Regions from separate parts of the Homo sapiens genome. Here regions 1 and 3 are each linked to region 2. Evidence: chromatin contacts called from ENCODE Hi-C data. All regions are on one chromosome and are shown on one strand. Each heading gives the region's core, a stretch centred on a gene start or an enhancer-like site at or near the end of the contact. The rest is flanking DNA. Distances are from core to core; before and after follow the strand shown.

Region 1 (4,329 bases), core at 1,502-4,001, 4.0 Mb before region 2:
TTCCCCCTCAAACTTTATCCTTCCTTTTTCCTTTCCCAATAGTCTTTCACAAACTTCCAAACCCAGAATCTAGGATTAATTTTTCAAACCCTAACAAAGTTTGGGGAGAAGTATTTCTTTCCATCTTTCTAGTTCAGGAGTTTCTAGTTTCTTCCTTCTCTCAAAGGAAGAAAAATGAAACATTTACATTTCCAAATTTAACATGTCTTAATCATCAATGTATCCTGCTGGCTACATAAAATGGTGCTCAAATCTTAAAGATACTCATACTCTACAAGGAACTCAATCATCCATCATTTCTGAGAATTACTATCACATAACCTCCATGAAGAAATTTTGAGCTGATTTGACAACATTTTTGTATGCTTACCTCTTCTAAGTTTTTTTCTTCTTCACTATTACTTATTTTAATTTTTTGCCTTTAATTGAAAAATGTTGATATTCATAACAGAATAACTTTGTCAACATGCCCATTTCTGTAGTCCTGCTTGTATTCACACTACTTTCTGGGAATAAAAACTCTACTGTGCTGTGAATTAGCTTCTGCTGTACTGCAGAGAATCTTCCACAGTCTACTTGCTGAGCAATCGGCATGCCTCAGAAGCTTTTGCAGAGACTTCCAATAGCTTGCCTTGTATCTAAATGTTCCTGCAAACTGCCGATATTTTATGTATCTTTAATTACTGTGGTGCAGTACTGCTTTTGGAGGGTTCTTGAAGTCAGGTGTGCTCTGCCCTAAGCTTTCAGAGATGATCCAGCTTTCTTCTGCCAAGGGCTTCTCTTTTTTGCATTTCAGGGTTGTTCCCTGGGAGCCCTTCACAAGTTTCCACTTCCACTGCTACTTTCTAATGCTTCTGGCTGTTTTTCATCTTGATTCCTTTCCCTCTGTTTTCTTTCCTTATTCTTCTTTCTCCTTTTTCTCTCTTCTTCTTGCCTCTTTGATTTTTTTTTTATTTTAAGCTAAGAGCATTTGGCATTTATTGTTATCTTCCCTTAGTAAGAAGGCTTCTTTCCATGAGATCAGAGAATTGTCACATTTTATTAAGACAATGTATGGGCCCTATGGTCTTTGAAATGAGCTTATCCCTCTCACTTCCAGATGCATGATGTTTCCAGACCCACATCTCCACATGAATGAATATCACTGAACATTCTGTAGAGAAGGTGACATCCTCTAGAAACCATAACAGAGTAGTGAATTCAATAGAGTGCTTCACCAGAGTATCACCATCACCAGCTATTCCATGAGCAGAAAACTTAGATTGTAAACAAGACATTGTGATGGAGATAAAAGAAGAAAGCCAACTAATAAAGGAGAGAGAAAGAGGGAGAGAGAAGCCCTCAATCTTATCATGTCATAATCATAAGATGACTCCTCCTTCTCTAGGCAGTGTTCAAGTTCCAAGCAGGATAAGAAAGGAACAAACGTATGTTTATTGCAGCACTATTCACAATAGCAAAGACTTGGAACCAACCCAGATGTCCAACAATGATAGACTGGATTAAGAAAATGTGGCACATATACACCATGGAATACTATGCAGCCATAAAAAATGATGAGTTCATGTCCTTTGTAGGGACATGGATGAAATTGGAAATCATCATACTCAGTAAACTATCGCAAGAACAAAAAACCAAACACCGCATATTCTCACTCATAGGTGGGAATTGAACAATGAGAACACATGGACACAGGAAGGGGAACATCACATTCTGGGGACTGTTGTGGGGTGGGGAGAGGGGGGAGGGATAGCACTGGGAGATGTACCTAATGCTAGATGATGAGTTAGTGGGTGCAGCGCACCAGCATGTCACATGTATACATATGTAACTAACCTGCACATTGTGCACATGTACCCTAAAACTTAAAGTATAATAATAAAAAAAAAGAAAAAAAAAAAGAAAGGAACAAAAGACTGAAGAGAAGATACCCTTTAAAAAAAATCTCTCCTGAGACCCTGCTTGTTGACTTTCATTAGCTAGAACTGTATCACTTGTAAATTCTTACATGCAAAGGAGTCTGGGAGACTTGAATATTTTTAGCTGGGTACATTACCACTGGATAAAAATTTGAGTTCTTTAATAAGTAAGAGGAGATGGGTATTGGGCAGGCAACAGGGCATTTGTGTCAGCCACAAATAATATCCCCATTTTAAAAGTAAAACCACTGAATCTTACAGCCTTCTCCACAAACATGAACCATGAAAATCTTGAGGATGATTGGAGGGATCTTAATAAAACTCATCTCCCAGGGCAGACAGGTTTGGACTCTGTAATGAAACTATGTACTTCAGATTGGCAGCCCAGATATAAGGGGCCCTGGCTATAGCTTGCAGCTATAAGAGACATTTGGATGTGGTTGATTAGTCACCACGGAGGGGACCCATGCAACCAGACCTGTGATAGTGCACAGGAAAAAAATTGGCCCACCCTATCTCACCATGTCTTCATGTCAGTGCAGCTGAAGGGTTAGTGGGAAAAGCCACAAGCCTATGTTTCTTCTTCATTGTAGTGTCCAAAACACCTATGGTCTTACGGAATCTTCCCCAGCCAGTGACAGGAAACTCATTCTGAAACCACCAGATGTTTTTTTAATCGGACTAGGGGTGGGGCAGAGGTCTCTTTGGGCTCCCTGCCTGGGCAGAGTTGATGACTGTGTAAATTAGACTGTGGCAGGAGCACTCTCCCCTGGAATCTCAGGAAGCAGGGCCATGCAGGGGCGAGTCTCCATGATCCTCAGACTCTACCTCCTTGGCACTTTCTCTTTCAGTCCTTGATCTGATATTTCCCCTTCCTGACCTAGCCTAGCTGGGGCCCAGGTGTGCTATAAAACTTTCTCTCTCAGACTTTTCCCTCTCAATTTAACTCAGAAATCTTCTCAAGAATACTCCTGATGCAAGAAAATCACAAGACCACTCCCCACCATCACCACCCTTAGGAGGTGCAGGTGATCTGACCTTATCTGTATATCAGGAGGCCTCTAAGGGGACCAGGGAACAGTCGCTATGCAGATGGTGCAGGGAAGTTTCAAGGGGGCTTGGAATTCACCATCACACACGGGATACATTGTTATACCAAAAGGAAGTTTAACTTTGATAAAGATTTTCTGTGTAGTAGTTAAGTCTGCACACTCTACAGCCATACTGCCTAGAACTCAATCCTGGTTCCACCATTGCCTAAATACACAAACTTGGCTTAACCTGGCTATCCATCCCTTGGTTTCAACTATAAAACAGTCACAATATTAGCATAGCCTCCCAGGACTCTCATAGGTGAAGTGAATTTATATAAATCACTTAAAATATTACTAAATGCAGAATAGATGCTCAATAAATATCTGCTGGTTATTATCCCATGCCTCTTATTCATGCACTCCCACGTACTCCACACACAGTCACACACACACAGTCTCAATTTAGGTGTGAGATGAAAGTTAGGGTTAGGGGAAATGGAAAAGGGGGAAATAAAAAGATTCAGATGAGCCAGAGTAAGTTAACTTAGAAAAAAAAACCATAAAAGAAAGGTCATTTTTTATTTCTTTAGGTCACATTCCGGGTGAAATTGTTGTTGTCTTCTTTTTTTCTCCTTCTCTTTTCTTGCTTAACCCTGAGAACATATCAAGATTCTTTTAGGTGGACTATCTCTGATTAATGCTTATTCATTTTCTATTGTTGTGTAACAAACTACCACAAATTCATCAGCCTACTATAACACCTAATATCTCATAGTTCTGTAGGCCAAAAGTCTGGGCAGGCTCAACTGAGCTCTCTGCCCAGATCCCAGAGAGCCAAAATCAAGGTGTCAGCCAGGCTGAGCTCGCATCTGAAGGCTCTGCGGAAGAATGAGCTTCCAAACTCATTCGGGTTGTTGACAGGATTTCATCCCTTGCAGTTGTAGGACTGCAGGCCCATTTTCTTGCTGCCCTCGGTAGAGAGCAGCTCTCAGCTCCTAGAGGCTGCTCTCAGTCCTCAGCACAGGAACCCCAGGATCTTCAAGCCAGCAGGAGTACCTCAAATCCTTCTCAAATTTGGAACCTCTATGTATGACTTTCTCTGCTGCAACAAGCTGTGAACATGCTCTGATTTTGAAGGGCTCATATGATTAGATTGGACCCACCCAGACAACCCCCATTTTGCTGTACAATCTAACATAATCATCCTAGCCACAGATTCCAGCCTACTTACAGGTTCCAACCACACTCAGAGGGTAGGGATTATAGAAGGGTGAGGATCACTGGGGGTCATTTTAGGATTCTGCCTGCCACAAATGCCATGAAGTTCAAGAGTTATAATTGAGAAAAATGGGCAGGAGGCAGTTCAGGGTCAGTTG
Region 2 (4,311 bases), core at 842-3,341:
TTTCCAAACAAAGACAAAAATTAAACATTTGCTTTTCAACCAACTCTGGGCTTTGTGCCCACTCACTCTTTGTTCCCATTCCCTCTTTCCCAAGTATTTCATGGCATTCTTCCGGGAATAACTGTTTACAGAGAATTACAGAGAATCTGCTTAAATACAGATTCAATAAAAACTCCTAAAGAAAGGTTTCACTGACCTTCATTGGTCCACTTTTTTATCCAGCTACTTTAATTTGAGTCACAGTGACCAATGCTTCCAACAATAACTTGACAAACCTCTTACTCTTGCCTGCTTATAACCTGATTATCTGTTTTCAACAATAGCTAAAGCCATTCCTCTTTTCCTGGAATGATTTTTTCCATCCTCTCTGCCAAACGATAGTTCATCTCCACATTACTAGAGTGCCTCATGTCCTGTTACTAACATCGTACCACTCCATGGAGTCATAGAACAAGAGTGGGAGGGGCCTCTGAGACTCTGTCCACCCCTCATATTAAAGAAGAGCCAACTGAGGAACAGAGAAAGAGACATGTATTGCCCAAGGAACTCATTGCATTCGCCGGCCTGGAAGCTTTCCAATGCACCACACAATTTTTTTTTTTTTTTTTTTTAAGACGGAGTCTTGCTCTGTCACCCAGGCTAGAGTGCAGTGACGCAATCTCTGTTCACTGTAACCTCCGCCTCCCAGGTTCAAGAGAGTCTCCTGTCTCAGCCTCCCGAGTAGCTGGGGTTACAGGTGCTCACCACCGTGCCCGGCTAATTTTTGTATTTTTAGTAGAGACGAGGTTTCACCATCTTGGCCAGGCTGGTCTCGAACTCCTGATCTTGTGATGCACCCACCTCGGCCTCCCAAAGTGCTGGGATTACAGGCATGAGCCACCGTGCCGGGCCCACACAACTTTTATATTCCATACTAGTACTTTCTAGACAATCAGAGCTAACTTTAAAGGGGCCACTGAAAGTTGCTGTTCGAAGGAAACCTACATTGACTATTACCATAAATTCAAAAATTATTTTACTCTGCTTGTCATCAGTAAAAGAATTGCTTGAATTGAAGCGTATGTAATAAACCTATCCTCTTGCAAAACTTGTTAGTGGCTCTGTGGTTAAGTAAGTCTTGAATACCTGAGGCTGCTTCTGGGAAGGTGGTCCTGTGCCACAGATAATGATGTCCCTTGGGTTTCTACTGATTACATTATGACTTGATTATAAGATTTTTACTGTCACGAGGGAGGGTCTTGGCTCATCTGAGATTTCCCTAGCCCCCTGAGTGGTGCTGAAATTGTTTTAATAAAGATGTTGCGCTTTACTCATGTGCTGCTATTAGCATTTGACGTGCTGTCTCAGAGCGAGAAAACGGAGGATCCCAACCTTCCAGTAGGAAGGCTTAGAGAAGAGGCTGTTGGCAAGTGTCTCTAAGAATTGCACAACACTGGCTGAGGGTGGGTTAAGGGTGAGGAGGCAGAGGAGAGTAAACAGAAAACACCGATCCCCAAATGTTAGTTACGCTTGCAAAAAACTAAGGCCTGCTTCAAAAAGCTGGTGATTAGCCTGAATAACTAGCAAAGCTTTCTTAGTTGTGGGCAAGTGCAGGCCTCCTAGGGCTTCCCTTAGGTTCGGCGATTCTGTGGTCCCCCTCCAAGCCTACTAATCAATAGAAGCTGGCATCTGTGCCCAGCTGCGCAAAGTAAACCTGAGTGGGAATGTAAAGTCGTTAACTCATACAAATACGGGACTTTCACGTCCCTCCCCATTCCTCCCTCTCCAGCCCCGTCCCGCAAACTCCTCCCCAAGGAGTCCCAAGCTGCCTCTACTAGGAAAGGACTCCCCGGCCTAAACGCCCCTTATGAAGCTACCAGAGAGGAGGAGGAGGAGCAGGAGTGTGAACCTACCTCGGCCTCAGAACAAGTCCGCAGAAACGGGCAGGACAATGGAAAGAAGTTTTGTTTCTCACCCGCTTCTTCCTCCCTAGTACGATGATGGGGAGCCGGTAGAAAACGCAAAGATGTTCTTTTGAATCCTGCTTTGCATCTAGGTGGGGTTGGCGTCCTTGTGTGAGTGTGTGTACACGGACGGAGATGGGGGCGTGGTGAGGTGTGGAGGGTCGGCGTGCCAGCCTCTGCGTAGTTGGGACCGCGCCCCGCTTCTCCGAGGAGGCCCCTCCCGCCTGGATCCGCCCTTGGAGCTGGCGCCGCAGCAGCACCCGCCCCAGGGGCCGCAGGGGCAGCCCAGGCAAAGAACGAGCCTGGGATCCGCGCTCCTTCCTCAGCTGGACCCCAACGGGCAGCAGCCGCGAGAGCACTGCCTCCACGGAGAGCAGATGGCGGGAAACTGGCTTCTGCTCCCAATTGCCAGGCGGCCCTTCAGAGACTACCCCTGGCTGAGCGTCCAGGAACCCATGAAACTTGGTCTTGACACTGGTCGACAGCACCATCTGCCACGTACTTATTCGCTGCTGCTTTCTTTGGCAGGACAGCCCATCGCGAGACAGTTTGTGTTTCAAATTTAACGGAGACTTTTTTTCAGTAGTTGACAAAAGGGGGTGGAAAAACAGTAGCCACGAGGGCTCGTCCGGGATTTGAACCCGGGACCTCTCGCACCCAAAGCGAGAATCATACCCCTAGACCAACGAGCCACTGTAGCTGAGTGGTGCTTCCTATCACTCTGAATTTCTCTTTTCCGCCTGCTGTTCTGAAGGTTTTTTGTTTTGTTTCTTTTCCTCTGTTGTGACATTTCCCTTAGGCCTTATTTAGTTATTCCTTCCATCTTCACCAAGTTTCAAGTGTGGCTTATTCTCTGGCTTATTCTCCTCGATCCAGATGCAGGATGGGGTGAAGGAAGGCAGCTTTTTAGACTTTAGGTCACATGCTTGTGTCTCACTGAGCCCGGGGAGCGATTTAAGCCCGCTAGGGCCTGGAGGGAACCTGGAGGGGGCTGAAATAGAGATCGAGGGCCAGAGCTGAGCTCGGTTGCAAGGCTGTAGGGTACTGAGCCCCAGGACAGACGCGCGATACGTATATATCTGCCGGCCTTTGGACTTAACGTAGAAGCCAAAATATAACACACTTCGGTAAGACAACAGTGCCTTCCCCCAACGGTGGGACGATTCGGGTCTACTATCTTTCAGAAAGGTAACCAACTTTTCAAGACGCGATTAACGCAGCCCACCTCGCGGCTAAGCTGTTTCCTTCGGACAAGGGTGAGAGACAGAAACAGATTTGATCACGTCAAGATACAGAGATTTTTTGCACAAACGAAGAGCAACCGTAAACCCCAAAACAGCAGCGTCTCCTTCGAGCCGGAATCGAACCAGCGACCTAAGGATGACCACACATTAAGTACTACAGTCCTCCGCTCTACCAGCTGAGCTATCGAAGGAAGCACGGAAACAACTCTCCTAAAAATCCCTACTCGAGACATCCTTAACCAGAGACGGGAAAGAAAGAAATCTCTTTATACCCGGAAAGTAATTACTGCAGAGTCACAAAGCCAGCTTGTAAGACAGTCCTGCGTCCGAGGTTCTGAGGACAACCTTTCTAAATCTGGATTCCCCTGCCTCACTGAGGGGCTCCCAAGCAGAGCAGGCGCCCCTGAAACTCGGGCATACCGAGGCTGCTCATCCTCTGGGCGCCCGAGGGCTGTTGGCCTCACTGGGCGCGGACCCAGGGGCCTCGCGAGCGTGGATGCGTGTGTTTGTGTGTAGGGTGGGGACCGGCACCTGGGCGTCGGAGAACTGGGGGCTGAGGCGGTGGGACGCACACAATTCTGACTGCGCAACTGTGAACGCCGGAGAGGGCGGGCCTCCAGGCTTAGGCCCGGGCTCCCTGATGTCCTCACTTCCTGCGCTTCCCTCCCAATCTCGGCTCTTCCGCTTACACGTCCACAGACACGGGAGGGAGAGGGTGTGGAATGGAGCAGTGGTCCCCAACATTTTTGGCACTAGGGACCGGTTTCGTGGAAGACAGTTTTTCCACGGACCGCGGGGGCGGGGGGAAGAGTTGGGGGATGGTTTCGGGATGAAACTGTTCCACCTCAGATCATCAGGCATCACTTAGATTCTCATAAGGAGTGCAGTTTAGATCCCTGGCATGCGCAGTTCCCAATAGGGTTCGCGCTCCTGTGAGATTCTAATGCCACCACTGATCTCACAGGAGGCGGAGCTCAGGCGGTACTGGTAGCTAGCCCGGAGTTCACCTCCTGCTGTACAGCCGGGTCCCTAACAGGCCATGGACAGGTGCGCGGCCCAAGGGTTGGGAACCCCTGAAATAGAGGACATCTGGGCAAACCCAATGTTTCTGTGTGAATTCGCTT
Region 3 (4,213 bases), core at 1,589-4,088, 3.4 Mb before region 2:
CCATATCAAGCCCCCTCCTCCAAAGATATTGCTCTTGTTATAGAAATGGACACACACATCATAGTCTGTCCCACAGAACTCCGATGGAGGCTGGTTAACTCTCCAGCCCCAGCGCTTGAGGCTTCTACTTTGGAAAGTTGACTTCCTTTTTCTCTGGGGCTGGCAGAGCTTCTGGCTGCTTTGGCAGGCCTGCTGCCAGGCTGGGAGGTGGAGAGGCCTACCTGGTGCAACATTCGAGGAAAGCTGTGCTTCTGGGCGGCCCGCCTAAGCCCCAGCTGCCCTGTGGCCAGTTCCACTTGTGTCTTGATCTCATTGAATTCCAGCTCCCGGGTGTCAGGGGTAGCATCCACTGTGAGTACCAAGGAGAAGTTTCATCCTAGGTCTGCCAGCCTCAGAGGACAGTTAGCAGAACTGTACCCAAGCCCACCCCTGTGGCTGAATATACTGGGGCTGTAAGGACTCCTTATTCCTTAAATTATCGTACCTTCTTTCAATGTAACCTATCATTCAAAATATCACTAAAAGGTTTTCTAGTAAAAGTCTTCCAACATTAGGGGCTTTTCCTCTTACCAGGTGGGTTGTATCGATCCCCAAGACGACCATCCCAAGCTCTGTCATTCTCTTCCTCTGAGTCCAAGAGGGCCTGAATGAATTGTAAATTTGCTGCACCTCCTCCCTGCACCAACCTCACTTGGCCTCTGTGGAGAGACCCCCATTATAAAGGAGGGGACTTCTTCCCCCAAACCAACCAAATTCAGAGTCAATGGCTATCTAGCTCTTAGACCACTTGGTACTCATTTTGAGGTTTGAGGCTGACTAGACCTTGGCTGTTATTTTTGGTCTCCTATAAAACACAGTAGGAAAGAGAGTTTTACTCTTACAGCAAGAGCAAGACCAACATGCTGTGGACGTGACCTACTAAGTTGACCTCCCAGCGAGCTAAACATTCTAACATCATTTCCTTAGAACAAGAGCAAGACCAATACGCTGTGGACATGACCTACTAAGTTGACCTCCCAACAAGCTAAACATCCTCACAGCATTTCCTTCTGAGCCTCTGCCTGAGAAGTCCACCACAGAAGACAATATTCTAAGCTGGGTGCGGTGGTGTGTGCAACTGTAGTCTTAGCTACCTGGGAGGCAAGGATTGCTTGAGCCCAGGAGTTGCAGGCTGTGGTGTGCACTTGATCACACCTGTGAATAGCCCGTTCTCCAGACTGGGGAACACAGTGAGCCCTGTCTATGTCTACTAAAAACAACACAAAACACAAACAAAAAAGAATACAATATTCTGAAGGGACCCCCAAACCCATCTTCTCCTCAAAGAGCCATAAGCAAAGAAAGAAAGCCAGCTGCACCCTTTTCCAGTCAATTCCAGGTGGTCTCTCCCTTCAAGGCATTCTTTCCTCAAGAACAGGTTAGAGTCAGGGCAAATTAAACTTGTTTTTCAAGTAAATCGAAGTGGCCTCATATCATGTGTCAACTGCCTTACTAAAAAGTTCAACACTCCCTTCCCATCTCTTCACCCCTTACATCACTCCTTTCCCACTAGGACCCCCCCCTTTTTTTTTTCAAGCTTACTTGGAAAATAGACTATATTTGTGTAGTCACAGAGACAGGCTCCCTTGAATAGCCCCTCAAACACATGAGCAGGTCCTCTTGGTGACCCTCCCTAGGTAAGAACCACTCTTACTGGGTATGGAGCTGAGTGCCATGGGTGCCCAGCAGGGAAAGGCTGTTCAGCTCAAACAGAACAGCTGTCCTGAGCGAATCCCATTTCCTAACCTCTGTAATTTTCCTGCCTGGAGTTGGGATCAAGGCACTGTGGTAGCACCTGCTGGGGGTCACACCAGAGGGTAAGTTACCTGCGGAGGAGATAGGCCAGTACCTGGGCCAGATCCACATCTTCATCCTCTTCTTCCTCTTCCTCACTCCGACGCAGGCCAGCCCCTCTTCGGGGCAAGCCCTCGGAGGGGTCTCCGGACCCGGATCCTGCACTGCTGCTGTTCCGCGATCCCATCTTCTGGTCACAGCATTCTTAGGTCCTGTGCGGGGGCTCCTCCTGTCACCTCCTTGGGTTTGGTGAAAGCAAAGCGTGCTCTAGAAATACCAGGGTCTCCTGAGACGGGGTAGTAGCTATCTCTAGGAGGGTGACCCTTCCTCGGGGCTGAGATCCCTTTTCTTTAGCCTATGCCAACTACCAAGGCGTCGGGAACACAAACCTTCTCCAATCCTGTGAAGCAAAGAAAGCAAGAGTGAACCGTAGTGCGCTACCCTAGCTCACCAACTGAAGAAAGATTTGTTTTCTACACCAAACTCACCTATCGAAGTCCCCGGACTGGGGAGCGGGAGGGGTGTTGGGCGGTGTTGGATTTCCAGGTAACCTCTCTGACCGACCAATCGAAATCCCTCTCGGAAGAAAGCGCTTCACTAGCTTATCTCATCTAACCAATTAGAAGCCTTAGGACTCAAAGACCCTCGACGCCCCCACCTTATCGACCAATCAGAGCGCCCCCTTACAAAGGCCGGCAGCAGTGACAGCCAATGAAAATAGAATTTGGCCTAACACCCCTCCTTCCTCGCCTCACGCCCACGTGGTGCGCCGGGGGTGTGTACGCCATGAGGGGGAGGAAGCCGAGAAGCACCTCCCACTGAAGCCGGCGGTAACCGCCCCACGCGAGACCACCCACCAGCCAGGAGCGGTCGCAGGACCCGCAGCGGCGCGAGGCCTTGTTTACACCGACTGCCGCCACTGCGTTGGCCAACCGCTCCTCCGTCACGCGCTTCGCTCGTCACGCATCTCGCGGCTTCCTGGCCGGCGGGCTGCAAACGTCACACGACGGCCCCGCCCCCTTGGCCAGCCAACTGGACAGCGGAGCACGATGATTGATAGGTAGGCGGGAGAATGCGCGAGGTGCCTGAGGGGAGGAGAAAGTGCACACCCAAGGAGGGCTGTTAGCTCTTGCTGGGGAGGAGTAAGTGGGAACTGCCAGCTTCCTGAATCAGAGACAGCCGAACTAGGCGTAACGGCTGAGAGGCGGGGCTTAAAAAAGAAACGTTTGGTGGTTCGCTACCGAGAGGTATTTTAGCAAGGGATATAATTTACTGTCTGTCCCTAAAGATCATTTGGCATCGCACTTTTCAGACAGTGCCCAAGGGCCTCCTTTCTCCCCACTGCTTCCCCTGTCCAGCTGGAGCCGTTCTTCTGTCGCTGGCCGCAGCTCCAGTCGGTTCTGCCCTAAGGGGTGCCCAGCGTCCCAGTAGACCTCCATACCGTCCTTCCGGGCTTAGCTTTTGGAAGCCTTGCTCTTGGGACGGTCCCCTTTTAGACCTCCCTTTATCCGGTCTGACAATTTTTTAAGACAATCCCTGGCTTTCCGCCGCGGTCTTTGCAGACGTTCCCTAATACACGCGTCTTTCTGTCAAAGCTTTTCCGGTTCCGCTGTCCCCTTTGACGCTCCCTTGGCCCTCCGGGATTTGCAGACCTTCGCTAGTCCCTCTGTCCTCGCGGTGCCTCTCCGCCCCCGGCCGCGGGTCCAGGGTGCGCGCTCGCCGCCTCCTGCCCCCTCCTGCCCCCTCCTGCGGGTTTATGAGTAACAAGCCTGAGTCCAAGGCCGGGAGTTGCCACATCTCTGATCCTCGCCCTGGCTGGGTGGGGACGTGTGGGTTGAATGACCTTGCTGTCTCGGGCTCAGAGGCTCAGGGTCCGAGCTGAACTTCATTCCCTGCAGCCTGCACTTCCTTGGGAAAGCTGCGAGCTTCCCTCCGCCCGCTCCTGAGGGCAGGGATGGGAGCGAGGGCTCGTGGCCTTCTTGGGCCCTCCTGGGGCCTCTCCCAGTGAGGGCGAGGGTTTGGCCAGCTTTCGGGCGACGTCTCCTAGTCTCTAGATCCGGAGACCTGAGCTTGTCACCAGGGCTAGCTTTGATGGCCTCTGCGCTTAGAAGGGTCCTGAATGTTTGGTTTAATGTTCTAGTGTTAACGGTCTTGAAATTATTAGTAATTTTAAAGCAAGTGCCTGGTATTTTCATCTTGCACTCGGCTCCACTGATTATGTAGGCGGTCTGCTGGGCGCCCATCCTCTATTGCCAGATTACTTACTATCTGTGCTTTAACGTTTATTGAGACTTTAGGATTCCGTGGTTTCTGGGTTATCCAGCCTGGAAAATCGGGATCTTTATTTATTGATTGATTTTACCTGCGTTCTCCCAGAATG

The links. Hi-C counts contacts between places; a loop is a spot of excess contacts on that map. Pooled maps may share reads with other maps.
Region 1: a loop to region 2 is called in a pooled map, with 3 times the contacts of the local background. The contact joins the enhancer-like site here to the promoter of RNASE4 in region 2. A Hi-C loop is called at or near these places in 4 of 37 single-sample maps with no recorded cell type and 8 of 50 pooled maps.
Region 3: a map of gastrocnemius medialis shows a loop between it and region 2 (16-fold over the local background). The contact joins the promoter of DCAF11 here to the promoter of RNASE4 in region 2. A Hi-C loop is called at or near these places in 1 of 168 maps with a recorded cell type or tissue (gastrocnemius medialis), 1 of 37 single-sample maps with no recorded cell type and 15 of 50 pooled maps.

What each region holds. Positions count from the first base shown.
Region 1 is chr14:24,663,938-24,668,266 of GRCh38, reverse strand. No RefSeq gene overlaps it. Among named protein-coding and RNA genes, the nearest start is that of GZMB, 32 kb to the right of the region's middle. Within about 2 kb of position 2,751, at least 6 of the 41 ENCODE cell types and tissues checked have a DNase peak (open chromatin) inside an H3K27ac peak, as active enhancers do.
Region 2 is chr14:20,682,340-20,686,650 of GRCh38, reverse strand. It overlaps RNASE4 (ribonuclease A family member 4), which reads right to left and starts at 2,091. Exons shown (of 2, transcript NM_002937.5): 1 at 1,893-2,091. It overlaps TRY-GTA5-5 (tRNA-Tyr (anticodon GTA) 5-5), which reads right to left and starts at 3,378; the gene lies at 3,290-3,378. TRP-TGG3-2 (tRNA-Pro (anticodon TGG) 3-2) reads right to left here and starts at 2,635; the gene lies at 2,564-2,635. It also overlaps a transcript of ANG not described here. RefSeq lists enhancers at 1,800-1,939, 2,740-2,869, 3,010-3,199, 3,400-3,709 and silencers at 2,170-2,289, 2,560-2,609.
Region 3 is chr14:24,113,402-24,117,614 of GRCh38, reverse strand. It overlaps DCAF11 (DDB1 and CUL4 associated factor 11), which reads right to left and starts at 2,838. Exons shown (of 15, transcript NM_025230.5): 1 at 2,322-2,838; 2 at 1,866-2,233; 3 at 571-698; 4 at 222-349. The coding sequence starts at 2,020. NRL (neural retina leucine zipper) reads left to right here and starts at 2,666. Exons shown (of 3, transcript NM_001354768.3): 1 at 2,666-2,893. RefSeq lists enhancers at 2,759-2,908, 3,149-3,288, 2,870-3,585.